Regions from separate parts of the Homo sapiens genome. Here region 2 is linked to region 1. Evidence: chromatin loops called from intact Hi-C (ENCODE). Cell type or tissue: B cell. All regions are shown on one strand. Links, peaks and the distances in the headings refer to the core of each region. The heading gives the core; the rest is flanking DNA. Region 1 holds the start of CEP131 (centrosomal protein 131). Region 2 holds the start of RNF213 (ring finger protein 213).

Region 1 (8,083 bases), core at 2,998-7,997:
AGACCAGCAGGAACTGCAGTTACATCCTGGATGGGGAATCCCGGGACAGCAGGCCGTGGACGCAGGAAGATCTTTAGAGACAAGGGGTAGAGTGGAAACCCCAGGCCAATGGCCACCGAGAAGGTCTCCGAGCCAGGGGACAGCACCCCACCCCACCCACAAACACCAGGAGGAAGAGAATCACGTGCCGCCTTGTACAGGTGTGAAGCCATGCCTGGCCAAAACAAATGCTCTCCAGGAATCCCGATGAGACTGAGTGGTAGCAGGGCAGGTGGCCGAGAGGATGGGGACCGGGCACAACAGAAACCCCTGAGGTCACGTCACACACTGGCGGGGGTTCCTCTTCCACCAGCAGTTCCCGAGCTCCCACCATGGGCACAACAGAAGGCAGACAGGCATGCAGGGGTGGGGCCGTCTCGGATCGAGCGAGGGCCTCAAAGAATTGAAGTGAACAGCTGGAACATTCCATGAACGAGGGGACTGTTAGCAGTCGCCACTCAACACTGCGGGAGCGGGCAATGGTACCAGCCGAGGAAAGGAGGGATCGATATGAGTAGCGCTCGCTGTGGCTTTGAACCTCTACTCAGCAACAGAACATTTCCCAGCAGAAAGGCTGGGAGTGTGGTTAGGTGCCTGGGTCGGCCGCGGATAGAGCCTGGCCATGCCGCCGAAAGACCATCTACTAGAAAGCCCGGAAACTTTTACAACAGTCTCCACACAACAAGAGAGCTGCAATTTCTTTCTTTCTCCTTCTCCCTCTCCCTCTCCCTCCCCCTCCCCCTCCCTCTTTCTTTCTTTCTTTCTTTTTTTGAGACAGAGTCTTGCTCTTTCGCCCAGGCTGGAGTACAGTGGCATGATCTCGGCTCACTGCAGCCTCCTCCGCCCGGGTTCAAGCAACTCTCCTGTCTCAGCCTCCTGAGTAGCTGGGATTAAGGGTGCGCGCCACCACGCCCGGCTAATTTTTGCATTTTCAGTAGAGGCAGGGTTTCACTATGTTGGCCAGGCTGGTATTGAACTCCTGACCTCAGGTGATCCACCCGCCTCAACCTCCCAAAGTGCTGGGATCACGGGCGTGAGCCACCTCGCCCAGCCCAGATCTGCGATTTCGAGTGCGTCTTCCCCGCCCCATGTGCCATGAACCTAGGGCTTTAGAAACAGCGGGAGGGGCCAAGGCAGGTGGGCGAGGGGGTCAGTGACGCAGGAGCAGGGCTGCGGACAGGAGAGGCAGCAGGCTCAGAGACGGCTCTAGCCCAAGCTGGTTACCCCTCTGCTAAAACAGTGCAGCATATTTTTATTTTCACAGCTTACGTCTGTAAATGCCTAGAGGCGTACCACATCTTTAGACAACCTGCCGGCCACAATGACACATCAGGACATCCCGGGTCCCCGCCCTGCTGGCCCAGGCTTTGGGAACCTGCTTGGTCCAAGGGTCCGCTACTGGCCCGGCTGCCCTTACCCCGGAACTCGGCTAGCCGTCTGGCGGGCCACACCCTGCCCACCTGGGGGTGCTTCTAGGGCAGACACAGGAATAACTTTTTCAAGGAGAAGGGGGAGGTCCAAGCCTTTTATTCACAGTGGAACCCTGGCCTGGGCCTGCCAGGGGTTCCTGTGGGAAGCCTCAACTGCCCTCCAGACCCCTTCTCTCTGCCCTGCTATGTTGCCTGGCACGGACCTCAGGCAGGGAGCCCCAGACCGGCTGCCGCATGGAAGCCAAGGCCCCCAGGCCCTTGCTATTCGGAAGCTCAGGCCAGACTCTGGTCAGGCTCTGCCCCAACCCCCACAGAGCGGCTCGATTCCTCCCTTGCCCCAAAGACTGGGCCTGGCAGACACCAACTCAGGGTGCAGCAGGCCCGGCCTGCCTTTCACAGCCCCCATCTGGGAACCACCCACCCTCCTCCCTACTCCCAGAGGTGGGCAGGAAAGGCAGCTCTCACCCCGAAGCTCCCACGGCTGTCCTGCTGCCCACACACCCACACACCCGTCTAGGTTTCTCCAAGGCCACCAGGAGCTCATCACCCCTCCCCACAGGTCAACCCCATTTCTTTCTTTTTTTTTTTTTTTTGAGATGGCATCTCACTCTGTCGCCAGGCTGGAGTGCAACGGCACGATCTCGGCTCACCGCAACCTCTGCCTCCTGGGTTCGAGCAAATCTCCTGCCTCAGCCTCCCGAGTAGCTAGGATTACAGGCATGCACCACCATGCCCGGCTAATTTTTTTTTGTATCTTTAGTAGAGACGGAGTTTCACCATGTTGGTCAGGCTGGTCTTGAACTGCTGACCTCAGATGACCCGCCTGCCTCGGCCTCCCAAAGTGCTGAGATTACAGGCGTGAGCCACCGAGCCCAGCCAACCCCATTTCCTGAGGATTCAAACAAATCCAAAGGGCGGTGGCACAGGAGGCCTGGGGCTGTTGCTGAAAGAATCCAAGCTCTGGCTTGACTTTCTAGTGATTCAGCACCCACGCCTGTAAGACTCAAGTCCTACCTGCCTCCTGGAACAGCCACGAGGATCCAGCATGTCCAGATGTGAGGCACTTGTTCACCTGTGGAGCTGGACCCAGGGGTCAGATGCCAACTGAACAACAGCCCTCCAGGAGGCAGGGGCCCGGACTCCTAGGCCACAGTACTCACCAGCACCTTCCTCTTCTGCTCGCTGCCTGTGACCACGGAGACAGAGCGGACGATGGGCTTGGTGGTGGCGGCACTGCCAGGACGCCGGGACACAGGCGGAGGGAGACCTGTCAGACTCAGGTCCACACCTGCTGGGCTGCGCTCCGGGACGCTGCCGATGGCCCGGGTGCCTTTCATGGTGGACAAGGCAGGTCCTGAGCGGGGAAGCAAGAGCTGCAATGAGATGCCGTGGGGGAACTACAGTCCCCTGCACCCACCATCTCCAGCCCAGCCTCAGCTGGGTCCACTGGCCACCAAACTTCCTGGGAAGGCCTGTCACAACCTATGCACCCCTCTGGCTGGTGGCAGGCTCCTCGACAGGAACATGAGGGAGCTGTTCTGAGCCCAATGTCAGTGTATGCCAGGGCAGGAGGGCCCTGGATGATGGACAGGTGGGTGGCGAGGGCAAGGCCCGTGGGTGGGAATAAGCCAGCAGCACCCCAGAGGGAGCCTGGGCCACAGGCCATTGTCGATGTGAGCCAGGTTCTGCCATCTACCCCACACCGTGATTCTGAGAAAGTCACTGCCCCGAGCCCCACTGTTTTCTTCTGTAAAAGGGACATTTGATTTATTTTTTATTTTATTATGTTTTTGAAACAGAGTCTCGTTCTTGTCACCCAGGCTGGAGTGCAGTGGCGCGATCTCGGCTCATTGCCACCTCTGCCTCCCGGGTTCAAGCGATTCTCCTGCCTCAGCCTCCTGAGTAGCTGGGATTACAGGTGCCCGCCACCACGCCTGGCTAATTTTTGTATTTTTAGTAGAAGTAGAAACGGGGTTTTGCCATGTTGGCCAGGCTGGTCTCGAACTCCTGACCTCAGGTGATTCGCCTGCCTCGGCCTCCCAAAGTGCTGGGATTACAGGCATGAGCCACCGTACCCGGCCCCTAAGTAAAAATACACATTTTAAAAAGGGGTTGCGTGTTGGCCGGGCACAGTGGCTCACTCCTGTAATCCCAGCACTTTGGGAGACCAAGGCAGGCAGATTGCCTGAGCTCAGGAGTTCAAGACCAGCCTAAGCAACACAGTGAAACCCCACCTCTACTAAAAACTTCAAAAAATTAGCCGGGCGTGGTGGCGAGCGCCTGTAATCCCAACTACTTGGGAGGCTGAAGCAGGGGAATTACTTGAACCTGGTAGGCGGAGTTTACAGTGAGCCAAGATCGTGACACTGCACTCCAGCCTGGGCAACATAGCGAGACTCCATCTCAAAAAAAAAAAAAAAAAAAAAACGCGGGAGTGGTTTTGTGAGGTCCAGACAAGATGCTGGTCTCAAGGCCTCAAGGCTGCACCGGGCAAACACTCCCTGGGTAATGTGTTATTCCAGCAGGGGACGGGGGTTCTGACGATCGATCGAGGGGATTAGCTTGGGGATGCTGGCTTCCTTACTTTGGAACTTCTCAGAGCAAACCCTGCCGGCCCCCAGCCCGTCCCCACATGGCACCTCTTTCTGAACGAGTCTTTCTGATCTTTCTGAACGGGTCTCAGCTCGTGCATGTGCCCCTGCCAAAAACCCTGCAACAGCTTCCTAGGCACAGAGAATAAAGTCTACACATCCAACTCCTGCAAGATCTGGCCCTGTACTCTCTGTGACCTCGCCAGCTCCCCTGCTGTGCCCCTTTGTTGTGGCTTTAGCCAACACAGCCTCCCTGGTTCTCCTCAAACTCAGCCAGCTTGGCCCCGGCCAGTCCCCTGCCTCTAGGTCTCAGGACACTCCCTCCCTGCACTCAGAGGCCTTCCTTGAGCACCCATCACTCTTCACTCCCCATCCGGCTCGGACTCCCTTCCTGTGGCCGCACACAGTTGGTTTATGAATTGTGTGGCTCCTGAGCAACCCCAGCACCTGCAGGGAAAGGCACTCAGCTGAACCCGTAGATGAACGGGAGAAGCTGGCGCCAGGGACCAACCTCGAGAATTACCTCCCTGCCACGGTGGCCTCCAGTAGGCCAGCAGGCACCCAGCCTATCGCCCAAGGTCACCCTGGGCTTCCTTCAGCCCGGCACCCCACAGCAGGTCCCCCAAGGTCCCTTCCACGGAGCGATGGATACCCCTACTCCCTAGAGGCTGACCCTGCCACTGACCAGGTCCCAGTCCTCAGTTATGCACTTCCGGCTGTGCGGAAGAAACTTAACACCCTCCTCCTGCAGGGCACTGTCCACCCCTGGCTGGACCCATGCAAGCCCTTGGAGCCCAGGACTCTGCTCTCCCAGCCACACTTGCAAGCGGCTCTGGGATGGCGAACGGGGCCTCTCCATGGAAACCTCCAAGCCAGAAGAAGGGAGGCCTGGGAGGCCACTACATCTTGGATAAAACTGTGTCCCTCCCAGGACCTGAAGGGGCGGGGACTGATGACCAGCGCCAGGACCTGGTTCCCAGGGTGGGCTGACCCTGACCCTGACCCTGACCCTGGACAGAGAGGCCAGAGCCCACGCGCAGAGCAGAGCCCTCCACTTGTCCTCAGGGCAGCTCCCATCTCCCCATTTTCCCCAGGGCTTAAGGCAGCCGGGCCAGAGATGCCGGGACTGGACTCCATGTTGTCCTGGGGACCGGAGGGGAGTGGAGGGAGGTGGAGAGGGTGGAGGGGATGGAGGTGGGGACCCACACCCTCAGGCACGAGCCTGTCTTCACCTGCGCGGGCCCCGGACCTCCCTCACCTGTGCGCACCCTGGATCCCCCTCACTTCCCCCGGATCCCGCCTTCAATTGCGCGGGCACCAGATCCCCCCACTCACCTGTGCGTGCCCCGGATCCCCATCACTTCATCACTGGACCAGGGCCTCCCACCTGCGCGGGCTCCGGACCCCTCCAACCTCCGTGCGCCCTGCAACCCCCTCCCTTGCCCGGGCCCCCCTCACCTGCGCGGGCCGGGGGCGCAGCCGCGAAGCCTGCCTGGCGCGCGGGGCCTGCAGATTCGGCCGGCGGGGAGGGGATGCGGAACCAGTCGCGCCCAAACCTCGGGTCGGCGACCTGGCGCCCCGCCACCCCCAACACTGCCCCGAGGCCCGGTGACAATGAAGCGGCCGGACGGCCGGGGTGAGCAGCGGCGGCAGCTAGCAACCAGCCTGGCACCACCTCCCCAGCCCGTCACGCCGGCCCGCCTTTCCTGCGCGCGCCGACTCCGGATTGGCCCTTCACGCTCCCGCTCAGGCCGTCCCGGGAGCTCATTGGGCCGCTCGGCTGTCCTTCGGGAAGTTCAAGCGTGGGAGGAGCGGCGGATGGCTGAGGGACGCGACTACAGAGAGCGGCCGATTGGACGCGGCTGGAAAGGGGCGGGTCATATAGGGGGCGGGGGACCGAGGGCGGCGGGAGGAGCTGGCCGGGCAGGGGCGGGGCCCCAGCGGTTGTGGGCGGGGCGTGAGGTGGGGGTGTGATGGGCGAGTAGGGCGAGGCAGATGTGGGCGGGGCAAGGCAGGTGTGGGCGGGGCACGCAGGGCCTGGGGAGGAGACACCAGGGAGGGCGCGAGGAGCACGCGGCCTCGGCTCGGCTCCCCGACACCCCCAGGCCGCCGCACTCCCGCGGCCCGGGGCTCCCCCAGTGTCCTAGGCCGCTCTGTCCCCACCCACGTGCGCGACTCCCCTCGTTACTCAGTACGACTGCGAGGGCGTGTGGGCGCCTTGCTAACCTCCCTGACCTCCTTCCCTTCGCGCTGCTTTGTTGTTTTTTTTCCTTCTCCAAAGTTTTAACGCTGCGCCCCGTGCGTAGCCGCTCTGTGACTCCCCCTCTCTCCGGGAGCCCTGGGGATTCCGCCCAGGTCCTCTCCAGGGAAGCCATCCTTCCCCTAAAAGTCACAGCACACTGGTCTCCCCTGCCCCCGCTTTTTAAAAAGTCCAGTGCTCTGTAAAATAAAAAGTTTGGTTTCAGTAAAATCCACATTTTTTGGTGTGCAGTGGAGTTGTGTAACTTTAGTTACAGAACATTCTCCCTCCGGATCCCGTACCTGCTGACTGCTGGTGGCGGCTGCTCAGTTCTCTCTGTTCTCCATCCCTAGAGGCAGCCTTTTCCAGAATGTCACACAAAAGGGATGTCGCGCAGCGCGCCTGTGGGTCTGGCTTCTACCACTTCGCATTTTGAGATTCATGCTGGTTCCTCTTTATTGCTGAGTGGTATCCTGTAACCGGTGTGAACCACCGGTTCAGATGGTTTTATTTATTGATGGTTTTATTCATCAAATGAAGGACGCAGAGATTGTTCCTGGTGCTTGGCAATTATGAATGACGCTGCCATAAACATTCACTCATCGGCTTCTGTGTGGACACAACTTTTCATTTCTCTTGTGTAAATACCCAGGAGTGGGGTTGCTGGATCAAATGATTGTTTATAAGAAACTGCCGGCCGGGCGCAGTGGGTCCCACCTGTAATTCCAGAACTTTGGGACACTGAGGTGGGCGGATCACCTGAGGTCAGGAGTTCGAGATCACCCTGGCCAACATGGCAAAACCCCGTCTCTAGTAAAAATACAAAAAAATTACCCGTGCCTGGTGGCGTCTGCCTATAATCCCAGCTACTCAGGAGGCTGAGTCAGGAGAATCGCTTGACCCCAGGAGGCAGAGATTGCGGTGAGCGGAGATCACCACTGCACTCCAGCCTGAGCGACAGAGCAAGACTCCATCTCAAAAAAAAGAAAAAGAAAAAAAAAAGGAAACCGCCAAGCTATTTTCTTTTTCTTTTTTTTCCTTTTTTTTCCGAGATGGAGTCTCCCTCTGTCGCCCAGGCTGGAGTGCAATGGCATGATCTTGGCTCACTGCAAACTCCACTTCCTGGGCTCAAGCAATTCTCCTGCCTCAGCCTCCCGAGTAGCTGGTATTACAGGCACATGTCACCATGCCAGGCTAATTTTTGTATTTTTAGTAGAGACAGGGTTTTGTCATATTGGCCAGGCTGGTCTTGAACTGCTGACTTCAGGTGATCCACCCACCTCGGTCTCCCAAAGTGCTGGGATTACAGGCGTGGGCCACCACATCGGCCTACTAAGCTATTTTCCAAAGAAGTTGTACAGCTCTACGCTCCCACCAGTGCCACAGGTGTTGCAGTTGCTCCCCATCCTCCTCAGCTCTTGGTATTGTCAGGGATTGGTTTTATTTGTTTACTTATTTATTTATTTATTTATTATTATTTTTTTGAAACAGAGTCTCGCATTTTTGCCCAGGCTGGAGCATAGTGGCGCGATCTCAGCTCACTGCAAGCTCCGCCTCCCGGGTTCACGCCATTCTTCTGCCTCAGCCTCCCGAGTAGCTGGGACTACAGGTGCCCGCCACCACGCCTGGCTAATTTTTTTGTATTTTCAGTAGAGACGGGGTTTCACCGTGTTAGCCAGGATGGTCTCGATCTCCTGACCTCGTGATCCGCCCGCCTTGGCCTCCCAAAGTGCTGGGATTACAGGCGTGAGCCACCGCGCCCGGCCTACCACATTGTCTTGATT
Region 2 (10,407 bases), core at 3,211-8,210, 960 kb before region 1:
GGGAGATAGGGGTGGGGCCATTTTATAGGATTTGGGTAGGTAGTGGAAAATTACAGTCAAAGGGGGTTGTTCTCTGGCTGGCAGGGGTGGGGGATACAAGGTGCTCAGTGGGCCAGGATGAGCCAGGAGAAGGAATTTCACAAGGTAATGTCATCAGTTAAGGCAGAAACAGGCCATTTTCACTTCTTTTATGATTCTTCAGTTACTTCAGGCCATCTGGATGTATACGTGCAGGTCACAGGGGATATGATGGCTTAGCTTGGGCTCAGAGGCCTGACACATGGCCTGTGACAGAGCCCTCAGGAGGCCCTGAGAACATGTGCCAAGGAGGTTGGGTGCAGCTTGGTTTATACATTTTAAGGAAGCGTCAGACATCAATCAAATGCATTTGAGAAATACATTGATTTGGTCCAGAAAGGCAGGAAAATTTGAAGCGGTGGGGGCAGGGGGCTTCCAGGCTGTAGGTAAATTTAAACATTTTCTGGTTTACAATTGGTTGAGTTTATCTAAAGACCTGGGATTAATAGTAAGGAAATGTTCAGGTTAAGATAGAACACCGTGCTGAGCAGCACTCCGGCCCAGCACTATTACGTGGGCAAGAGGCAAAGCTCCAAGGGCTTAGTGTACCTGCTGCAGCAGCTGGTAGGGGCAGACTGTGATCACAGAGACAGCACTGTCCCGCAGAAAAATCATGCAAGCCACCAACGTGAGCCATGCAAGTCATTTAAACATTTCGACTAGTCATACTGAAAAAGTCAAAAGAAACAGTTGAAATTAACTGTTTAGAGACAAAGTCTCACTCTGTCGCCAGGGCTGGAGTGCAGTGGTGCAGTCAAGATTGGTGGGAGGAAAAAGCAGGTTTTAATTGGAGACCCAGCAAAGCGAGAAGATGCCCAACTAGCGTTCTAAAGTGTCACCTTGGCTGGGCGCAGTGGCTCATGCCTGTAATTCCAGCACTTTGGGAGGCCAAGGCAGGTGGATCACCTGAGGTCAGGAGTTTGAGACCACCCTGGCCAACATGGAGAAACCCCGTCTCTACTAAAAATACAAAAATTAGCCAGGCTTGGTGGCGGGCGCTTGTAATCCCAGCTACTCGGGAGGCTGAGGCATGAGAATCACTTGAACTGGGAGGTGGAGTTTGCAGTGAGCCAAGATCACGCCACTGCACTCCAGCCTGGGGTATAGAGTGAGACTGTCTCCAAAAAACAAACAAACAATAAATAAAGTGCCACCCTAAAATTAAAAATTTATCCTCAGGTTTTGTGTGTTTGTTAGTTTTTGAGGCAAGATCTCACTTTGTCATCCAGGCTGGAGTGCAGTGGTATGATCACGACTCACTGCAGCCTGGAGCTCCCTGGGCTCAAACGATCCTCTTGCCTCAGCCTCTTCAGGTGCACCACCACGCCCAGCTAATTTTTTTAAATGATTTTTTTTGTAGAGATGGGGTCTCTCTATGTTGCCCAGGCTGCCATCGAGTTCTTCTAGGGAAACTTGCCGTGGGCACCGTGGGGAGTGGGGTAAGGGCAGGGTCTGTGTCTTGTTCCCATGGCTGTCGTGGGCAGTTGTCGGTTAGGAGGGGTGGCTGTCGAGGATGTTGGACTAATTGTTGGCGACCCCCCGCCCCAAGCAGGAGCATTCAGCTGGGGTTCCGCGCCGGGAATTGTTTCAGGATGAGGGTCCCCTCTGGAATGCGCAGAGGGGCGCAGTGTCCAGAGAGGGACGGGATGAAGGGGTGAGAGGAGAAGGAAGAAAAAGAAAGTGGGTGATTTTAAAACGGAGGTCCCTGGTCACACCATGAGCCTCACAGATGGGAAAACTGAGGCACGGGGGATGGTGCGGACCGCCGTGGCCCCTCCATCATCAGTGACAGAGCGCTCCGCGCGGGGCCGCGGAGGTCCCTTAATCTGCAAAGGCCCCCACGCGGCGCGCTGACGACGTCCACTGCACCCGCCGGGCGCCCTCTGGGCCGCTCCCAGGCTGGCCGCCGGCTCTGCGCGGCCGCAGACACTGTCCGAGGTGCTGGGCGCCGGGGCGGGGGGCGCGCCTGTCCCGCCCCACTCGGCTGCTCGGGCCTGCCCGGGGTCTGGGCTTCCGGGAGACCCGCATGCGCCCCACGCCTGGCGGGAACCGAGGCCCCTCCCGCGTCTGTACCCGGCGCGCAGCGGCCCGAGGCGCCTCCCGGGGGCTGGGGGCCCGGAGTCACTGGGAGGCGCCACCGGCGGGGAATTCCGCACACGCCTGCGCGGGGCCGGCGGCGGCGGCGGGCAGGGCGGGGCCGGCGGCGGCGGCGGCGGGCAGGGCGGGGCCGGCGGCGGCGGCGGCGGGCAGGGCGGGGCCGGCGGCGGCGGCGGCGGGCAGGGCGGGGCCGGCGGCGGCGGCGGCGGGCAGGGCGGGGCCGGCGGCGGCGGCGGCGGGCAGGGCGGGGCCGGCGGCGGCGGCGGCGGGCAGGGCGGGGCCGGCGGCGGCGGCGGCGGGCAGGGCGGGGCCGGCGGCGGCGGCGGCGGGCAGGGCGGGGCCGGCGGCGGCGGCGGCGGGCAGGGCGGGGCCGGCGGCGGCGGCGGCGGGCAGGGCGGGGCCCAGGGCCCCGTGACCCGAGGGGCGACAGCGCGCGGCAGGCGGCGAGCTCGGGGGCCGCAGGTGCGAGCGGGCCTGGAGAGTCTCCCGGGGCGGGGAGCGGGCTAGGATACAGTGGGCCCCGCGGGCCGGCGGGCCGGGTCCCGGGGAGCGGCGCCTGCGTCCGGATGCCCCTCCCGGCCGCCTCTTCCTGCCGGCTCCAAGTTTCGGTTTCGCCGCCGGGGTGCCCGGTCCAGCCCCGCCCGCGGCGCCCACTGACCCTGTTCCCCGGCTGCGGGAGGGGTCGGGGTGGGGGCAGCGGGCACGCCTGGGACCCCGGCGACATCCCCGGAGCGCAGAGCGCGGAGGAGGCTTTGCGCCCCGGCAGTGCTGCCCCCGGGAAGTGGCCGGGGCACGGGGGGTGTAGTGGAAGGGGACAGCCGGACCCGGGCCTGCAGGTCCGCCCGGGAATCCTGCGCCTGTACGAATGGCAACAACGGAAAAGTGAAGTTGCAAAAACAGACTCCTAACTTTTACGAGGGAGGCATCGCCCCGTCTGAACCGCACCGCGCAGCGTCCTTCCGACTTGGCGAAGTCGCCCGAGCGCGGGGCTCAAGGCCAGGGTGGGCACCCCTCCCGGATGGCTGCCTGCAAGCCGGCGGGCCGGGCCCTGGGGGAGTCCAGGGCGGGAGGGGAAGGAGCTGTGCAAACATGGTGGTGGCCCTTCCCTGCCCCCACCTTGTTGACTTTGGTTGTGGTTGGGGGATGGGCTTTGATTTGGGTGGCAGTGTCTGTGCTTGGGAAAAAATGTCAGAGAAAAGACAGGAAGCGGATTGAATGCAACAGTGTTGGGTGCCTGGGGCTCTCTCTTGTGTCTTCCGGCCCCTAGAGCAGATGGAACAATAAGATGCTTTAGGGGGCCGGGCGCAGTGGCTAATGCCTGTAATCCCAAAACTTTGGGAGGCCAAGGCGGGTGGGTCACCTGAGGTCGGGAGTTCGAGACCAGCCTGGCCAACATGAAACCCCGTTTCTACTAAAAACACAAAAAATTAGCCGGGTGTGGTGGCGCATGCCTGTAACTCCACCTACTTGGGAGACTGAGGCGGGAGAATCGCTAGAGCCCGGGAGGCGGAGGTTGCAGTGAGCTGAGATTGCCCACTGTACTCCAGCCTGGGTGAAACTGTCAAACAAACAAAAAATGCTTTTTGGAGGATTTTTCGAGTTTTCTGGTCTGTGGTTCCCCAGTGTAGCATTGGAGAAGGAAACACTTCGGGTGGAAAGAAAGAGGCCTGGGCGGTGGGGAGTCATTGAAGGTGTTTGAGGGAGGGAGTGTCCACTGGTGGTTGTTTCAGGTAGAGTGTGGAGGGGAGGAGGTACGGTGGGAGCCAGGGCTTGGCTGTGGCAGGGGTAGGGGAGTTTTAAACTCTCCTTCTACTCTGAAGGAGAGATAATTTTAGTCTCTGGAATAAAAGGGCAGCAGACCTGGAGAAAAGGGATGCAAATTGTCCCATACACCTATTGGGAACCTCATCAAAGAGAAGACTGCAGAAGACAGATGATTGATGTTTTTATGGCATTGGGACAGGGGCTTGGGGCTGGAGAGGGGAGGTGTGCAGGGTTGTCTTGTTGTGCAGATAATCACTCAGGTGATCTCAGAGCTGCTCTCAGAGGAACTGGCGAGGCCGCAGGCACTCCTCTTGTGTGTCCCTGGGACCGTTCCTAGATCCCTCTAGGCAGATAATGGGGCCTCAGAGAGAGCTTCTGCTCCATTCTGCTGTTTCATGGTGTGGATTTCCTTTATAGCCTTTTACAAAAGGATAGCTTCCCAGAACTCCTGAGTATGTGGTTGCTCTGAATAGCCATCTCAAAATTGACCACAGAATCTGTTTTGGGGTGGCATAGATTAGTCTCCCACACAGGTCAAGCCAGGGAACCCCACCCAGTGCCTCCGTCCCTCGTTCAGGCCCAGCCTGAGTGAGCCCACCCCAGTGGGAGGAGAGGGCAGGGCCAGGGCAGGGAGGGGGCCTGAGTGTCCTCCTGGCTGCTGAAGGCACCAGTCAGCTGCCGCTCCAGCCACTGCCCCAGTGGAGTTCTTTGGTTCCAAGCCAGCAGAAGAAGGTGGTGGGTGGGCCAGTGTGCCCTGAGGCTTCTTACTGGGGAGGGAGAGAGTCAGGTCCTCCACTGTTAGGTGGCCAAGCGCCCAAACGCCATCTCCACTCTCACCCTGGATGCAAGAAGTGACCCCGGAGGCCTGAGTCCTGGCCTTGGTCTGGTTTGATGCCATCCACCGCAGAGGCTGTTCTGAGGGCAGGTGGTCAGTGCAGAGTGGCGCGCTTTGTGGATGGCAGCCTCCCCCCATTACTAGGAATCTGACTGCCAGCCCAGTAGCCCTGGGCTGCCTGCTCAGGCCCCATCACCTGTGGGGCAGGTGCTTTAGTCCCCTTAAGAGGATGAGGAGGGTGAGGCATCAGCAGGCTGAGCGCCTTGCTCAGGGCAGGCCGTGGGACCCTGCCGAACAGCACGTGGCTGCCCCACGCCTGCCTGGAGCATCCCCTATCCCCACCCAGCCCAACCCATGTTCTCAGCAGCAGGGATGGTTCTAGGCTGGCTGAATGAGGGACCAGGGCAGAGACTGCAAAAGCTTGAGAGCCAAGGGGGCAGCACAGAGCGGGGAGGGGCTGGGCTTGGGCTGTGCTCCTGTTGGGTTTCCATTAACCAGGGGACCAGCTGGGCTGCTGTGATTTCACTTTCGCAGAAAATGAAACTGAAGCCGTGGTCACGTGACAGGACATGTAGTATATAGCAGGCTGCCAGCGACTCCTGCTCTTGCTTCTGGATCTGCAGGGCAGTCCCAGCAGGACCCATGGAGTGTCCTTCGTGCCAGCATGTCTCCAAGGAGGAAACCCCCAAGTTCTGCAGCCAGTGCGGAGAGAGGCTGCCTCCTGCAGCCCCCATAGCAGGTGAGGCCCAGGGGTGCTGGTGGAGGCTGGGGCAGTGGGGACCCCTGGAGATGTCTCACCTCCCTTCCAGGAAATGGAAACCCTGGGCAGCAGGCAGCTCAGGTGGGGCCGAGGTCCTCTGTGGCTACTGAGGCTCTGTGGCTCTGAATAGCCATCTCAAAAGTGACCACAGAGTCTGTTTTGGGGTGGCATAGATTAGTCTCCCACACAGGTCAAGCCAGGGGACCACCACCCAGTGCTTCCGTCCCTCGTTCAGGCCCGGCCTGAGTGAGCCCACCCGAGTGGGAGGAGAGGGCAGGGCCAGGGCAGGGAGAGGACAAAACAAGAAGTTTTGTCGGGGTCTTTGCTGGAGGTTCCTGCTTTTGAAAATTTTCAGTTTCATTTCCTAGAGAGAGCTCACGGTTTTTCTTCCCCTTGGGAATGAGAAGTGTCGGGCTGAGCTGAGGGCTTCATAGAGAGTTTCAGAGAATGCTGCAGGGAAGCAGAGTTTGAGGCTCTGCAGGGGTTGAGAGCTCTGCCTGGGTTAGTTTTTGAGGGGCCGTGAGGGGGCCCCAGGACCTGTCCAGGCACCTCCCTGGCTCGGGAGGCCAGTGGAGAGACAGGAGCGGGGCAGTGTCAGGCGGGCCTTGCCTGCTGAGCATCTTGAGTCCATTCTCAATTTTGTTGGCTTCTGGGGCCTCAGACTGGTTCCCCTCCTCCCGGGTTTTAAACACCAACCCTAAAACTAGCAGCCCCCAGACCTTCAGCCTTTCTGTGTCCAAAGCCCAGCCCCACCTCCACTGGTGAGGGCACCTCATTCTTCCAGCTGCTTCTATCGGACCCATCACCCCGGGGCCCTCTCCTTCCTCCATGACCCACATGCAGAGGGCCCTGCTGGTCTCCCCGCCTCCACGCTGCATGCTGCCTTCCTGCTTCCTGCTCAGCACAGCAGACAGTCAAACCACAGACCCCCTTACAAGATCCGCCCCTGCCCCCGCTGTAACTCAGGACAAGCAGGAGCCCTTACGGTGGCCACGAGGTCCTACATAGACGGCTGCCCACCCCATTCCTCTTGGCTCCCTCTCCTGTCCCCAGAGCCCACCACCTTCTGGCCCTTCCTGGATACACCAGGTGTGCTTCCACCGCAGGGCCTTTGCACCACCCTTCCCCAGAGGGCGGCCTGGCTCCCTCCTTCCCCTCTTTCAGTCTTTGCCCAGCTGCTCGCCATGGGGTCTCTCCGATGTTGTCCTTCAAGGGTGTGAGCCCCAGTCCTTCCATGTTTGTTTGTTTTTTTTTTTTTTTTTAGAGGGAGTTTTTTTGTTCTTGTTGCTCTGGCTAGAGAGCAGTGGCGAAATCTCAGCTCACTGCAACCTCTGCCTCCCGGGTTCAAGTGATTCTTCTGCCTCAGCCTCCCAAGTAGCTGGGACTACTGGTACCCACCACCACTCCCGGCTAATTTCTGTATTTTTAGTAGAGATGGGGTTTCACCATGTTGGCCAGGCTGGTTTTGAACTCCTGACCTCAGGTGATCCACCCGCCTCGGCCTCACAAAGTGCTGGGATTATAGGCGTGAGCCACCGCGCCCAGCCTAAGGGCTCCACTTCTATTAATAATAGTGCGGAGAGCACTGGTAGTGCGCAGCATGAACTGTTTCTAGAGGCATGCAAAGCAAATGCACTTGAGACTCCTAATTCACCACTTGTAAGAGGCCAGGAATTTGGTGACTCTGTACATGATGCTTTTGAACATTTATCGAAAACCAAGAAATACAGTGATGCTGGCTGGTTGCCCCCAGCGTCACTGAGAAAGTGGTGAAAAGGATGAACTCAGGGATTCGATGTCTGGGCTGCAGCTCTGCATAAATGATCTGAGAGTTTCTTAGTGTGCCCTGGATCAGAATCTTCTCTCCTGTAGCCACAGGGTTGAAATTGTAGAAAATCGAGCACCAGCTCTCACGCGATTAGCTGAGTTAAAATGAAAGCTGAGCTTCCAGGCATGCAGGGCGTCTGCTGTTAAAGTGGGGGCACTTAAGCCGGATGCCGTGGTTCACACCTACAACCCCAGCATGTTTGCAGGCCAAGGTGGGAGGATCACTTGAGCCTAGGAGTTTGAGACCAGCCTGGGCAATGTAGAAAGACTCCATCTCTGTATTACAAGAAAAAAAAAGTGAGGACATTGGGTGGCAAAGGAAGGGATCCTTCAAGTTGGGATGGGGACATGGGAAGCCCATGGCCAGGCTGGAGACATTGAGTTCCAAATGATATAAAGTTGAGTCAGGTTGAGTTTAGTAGTGTGGGCCCACTAGCAGAGATTATGCATTTCATGTTGCAGCTGGTAGAGTTAGGAAGGCCTCTGAGTCTTTGTTTGGTTGGCTGAAACATGGATCAAAAGGTGGCCCACCTTACTAGGCGTGGTGGTTCACGCCTGTAATCCCAGCACTTTGGGAGGCCGAGGTGAGTAGATCGCTTGAGCCCAGGAGTTCGAGAGCAGCCTAAGCAACATGGTGGAGCCCCATCTCTACAAAAAAAAAAAAGAAAAAAAAATACAAGAATTAGCTGGAGCAGGAGGATCACTTGAGCCTGGGAAGTCGAGGCTGCAGTAAGCCATGATTGTCCCACTGCACTCCAGCCTGGGTGACAGAGTGAGACCCTGTCTTAGAAGAAAAGAAAAGGAAAAAAAAAGCCTTACAGTGGTCTCTCAGTGCTCAAATGAAAAGTCTCTTGCCTCTCACTTTATTTTTTAAAATTTTATTTCATTGTTTTGAGACAGAGTCTTGCTCTGTCACCCAGGCTGGAGTGCAGTGGTGCCATTTCAGCTCACTGCAACCTTTACCTCCCAGGTTCAAGTGATGTTCCTGCCTCAGCCTCCCAAGTAGCGGGGATTACAGGCGTGAGGCACCACCCTCAGCTATTTTTTATATTTTTAGTAGAGACGGCGTTTCACCATGTTGGCCAGGTTGGTATCAAACTCCTGACCTCAAGTGATGCGCCCACCTTGGCCTCTCAAAGTGCTGGGATTACAGGTGTGAGCCACCCACCGCACCTGGCCTCATGTCTCTCACTTTAAATCAAGAGTTAGACATGATTAAGCTTCTTGAGGAAGGCATGTTGAAAGCTGAGATAGGCTGATAGCTAGGCCTCTTGCACCAAATGGTTAGCCAAGTTGTAAATGCAAAGGAAAAGTTTTTGAAAGAAATTAAAAGTGCCCCCAGCACTTTGGGAGGCTGAGGTAGGTGGATCACCTGAGGTCAGGAGTTTGAGACCAGCCTGGCCAACGTGGTGAAACCCCGTCTCTACTAAAAATGCAAAAATTAGCTGGGTGTGGTGGCTCATGCCTGTAATCCCAGCTTCTTGGGAGGCTGAGGCACAAGAATTGCTTGAACCCAGGAGACGGAGGTTGCAGTGAGCTGAGATTGTGCCACTGCACTCCAGCCTGGGTGACAACAGCGAGACTCTGTCTCAAAAAAAAAAAAGAAAAAAAAGAGACCATCCTGGCCAATATGGTGAAAACCCATGTCTACTAAAAATACAAAAATTAGCTAGGCATGGTGGCGTGTACCTGTAGTCCCAGCTACTCGGGAGGCTGAGGCAGGAGAGAATCACTTGAACCCAGGAGGTGGAGGTTGCAGTGAGCCGAGATCACGCCACTGCACTCCAGCCTGGCGACAGAGCGAGACTCCATCCCAAAAAAGAAAAAAAGTGCTACTCCAATGAACACACAAATGATTAGAGAGTGAAACAGCCTTATTGTGATATGGAGAGAGTTTGCAATGTCTGGAGAGGTCAAACCAGTCACAACATTCCCTTAAACCACAGCCGAATCCACAGTAAAGCCCTAACTCTCCTGTAGCCACAATTCCACACAGGCTGACAGAGTTGAGGAGGCTGCAGAGAAGATCTTGAAGCTAGCAGAGACTGGTTTATGAGGTTTTAGGAAAGCAGTCATCTCCATAACATAAAAGTGCAAGGTGAAGCAGCGAGTGCTGCTGGAGAAGCTGCAGTAAGTTCTCCAGATCTGGCTAAGGTTATTGATGGAGGTGGCTCTACTCAACAGCAGATTTTCTTTTCTTTTTTTTTTTTTGAGACAGGGTCTTGGTCTGTCTCCCAGGCTGGAGTGCAGTGGCTGGTCCTCAGCTCACTGCAACCTCCGCCTCCCAGGTTCAAGCAATTCTCCTGCCTCAGCCTCCCAAGTAGCTGGGATTACAGGTGTGTGCCACCACTTCCGGCTAATATTGTATTTTTTATTAGAGATAGGGTTTCTCCATATTAGCATTGCTGGTCTCCAACTCCTTGACCTCAAGTGATCCCCCTGCCTCTGCCTCCCAAAGTACCGGGGCTATAGGCATGAACCATTGCACCTGGCCAATTTTATTCTTTTTTAAGGCCGAGTAGTGTTCCATTATGTATATGTACCACATTTTCTTCAACGTCCATTGTTGGATAGTTGGTGGATTCCATATCTTGGCTATTGTGAATCGTGCTACAGTGAGCATGGGTGTGCATGGCAGGATTGCTGGAGCCCAGGAGGTCAACGCTGCAGTGAGCCGTGATCATACCACTGCACTCCAGCCTGGGTCGACAGTGAGACCCTGTCTCAGAAAAAAAAAAAAAAAAAAAAAAAAAGGCAGTACTGCATCCCCGGAGGGACTGCAGGGATTAGTGCCACCACCAAGCACTCCAAAGATGCAGGGGTGGGGATTCCCATTCACCTCCCCTATTTGGCCTTTGTGGAAGACGGGTGGATCTTGGGAATGAAAATGAATGATCGTAAGCTTAATCAAATGGTGATTTCTCAGCCTCCATAGTCGTGTGAGCCAATTCTCCTAATACATCCTCTCTCATCCATCTGTTTGTCCATCCATCCATCCATCCATCCATCCGTTTATCTGTCTATCTATCTGTCATCTGTCTTCTAT

What was found. Peaks named below come from ENCODE experiments on the same cell type or tissue, not always from the same donor. Only the 100,000 strongest peaks of a DNase experiment are listed, where the experiment ranks them.
Region 2: it touches region 1 in a loop (10-fold over the local background); 3 of 110 quality-filtered maps call a loop at or near these places.

Annotation. Positions count from the first base shown.
Region 1 is chr17:81,217,251-81,225,333 of GRCh38, forward strand. It overlaps CEP131 (centrosomal protein 131), which reads right to left and starts at 5,715. Exons shown (of 26, transcript NM_014984.4): 1 at 5,519-5,715; 2 at 2,630-2,823. The coding sequence starts at 2,806. RefSeq lists enhancers at 4,076-4,746, 4,747-5,416, 5,417-6,086 and silencers at 5,448-5,777, 5,938-6,307. In B cell, for the core only: no CTCF peak of the experiment used is centred there; DNase peaks (open chromatin) are centred at 6,001 and 6,701; H3K4me3 peaks cover 1,858 bases; H3K27ac peaks cover 1,310 bases.
Region 2 is chr17:80,258,266-80,268,672 of GRCh38, forward strand. It overlaps RNF213 (ring finger protein 213), which reads left to right and starts at 2,587. Exons shown (of 68, transcript NM_001256071.3): 1 at 2,587-2,637; 2 at 5,309-5,513. The coding sequence starts at 5,417. RefSeq lists silencers at 1,966-2,315, 2,595-2,944, 3,325-3,464, 5,039-5,256 and enhancers at 5,178-5,467, 5,206-5,762, 6,618-6,697, 7,356-7,405. In B cell, for the core only: a CTCF peak has its summit at 5,303; DNase peaks (open chromatin) are centred at 3,216, 5,316, 5,906, 6,336 and 1 weaker place; H3K4me3 peaks cover 2,908 bases; H3K27ac peaks cover 4,253 bases.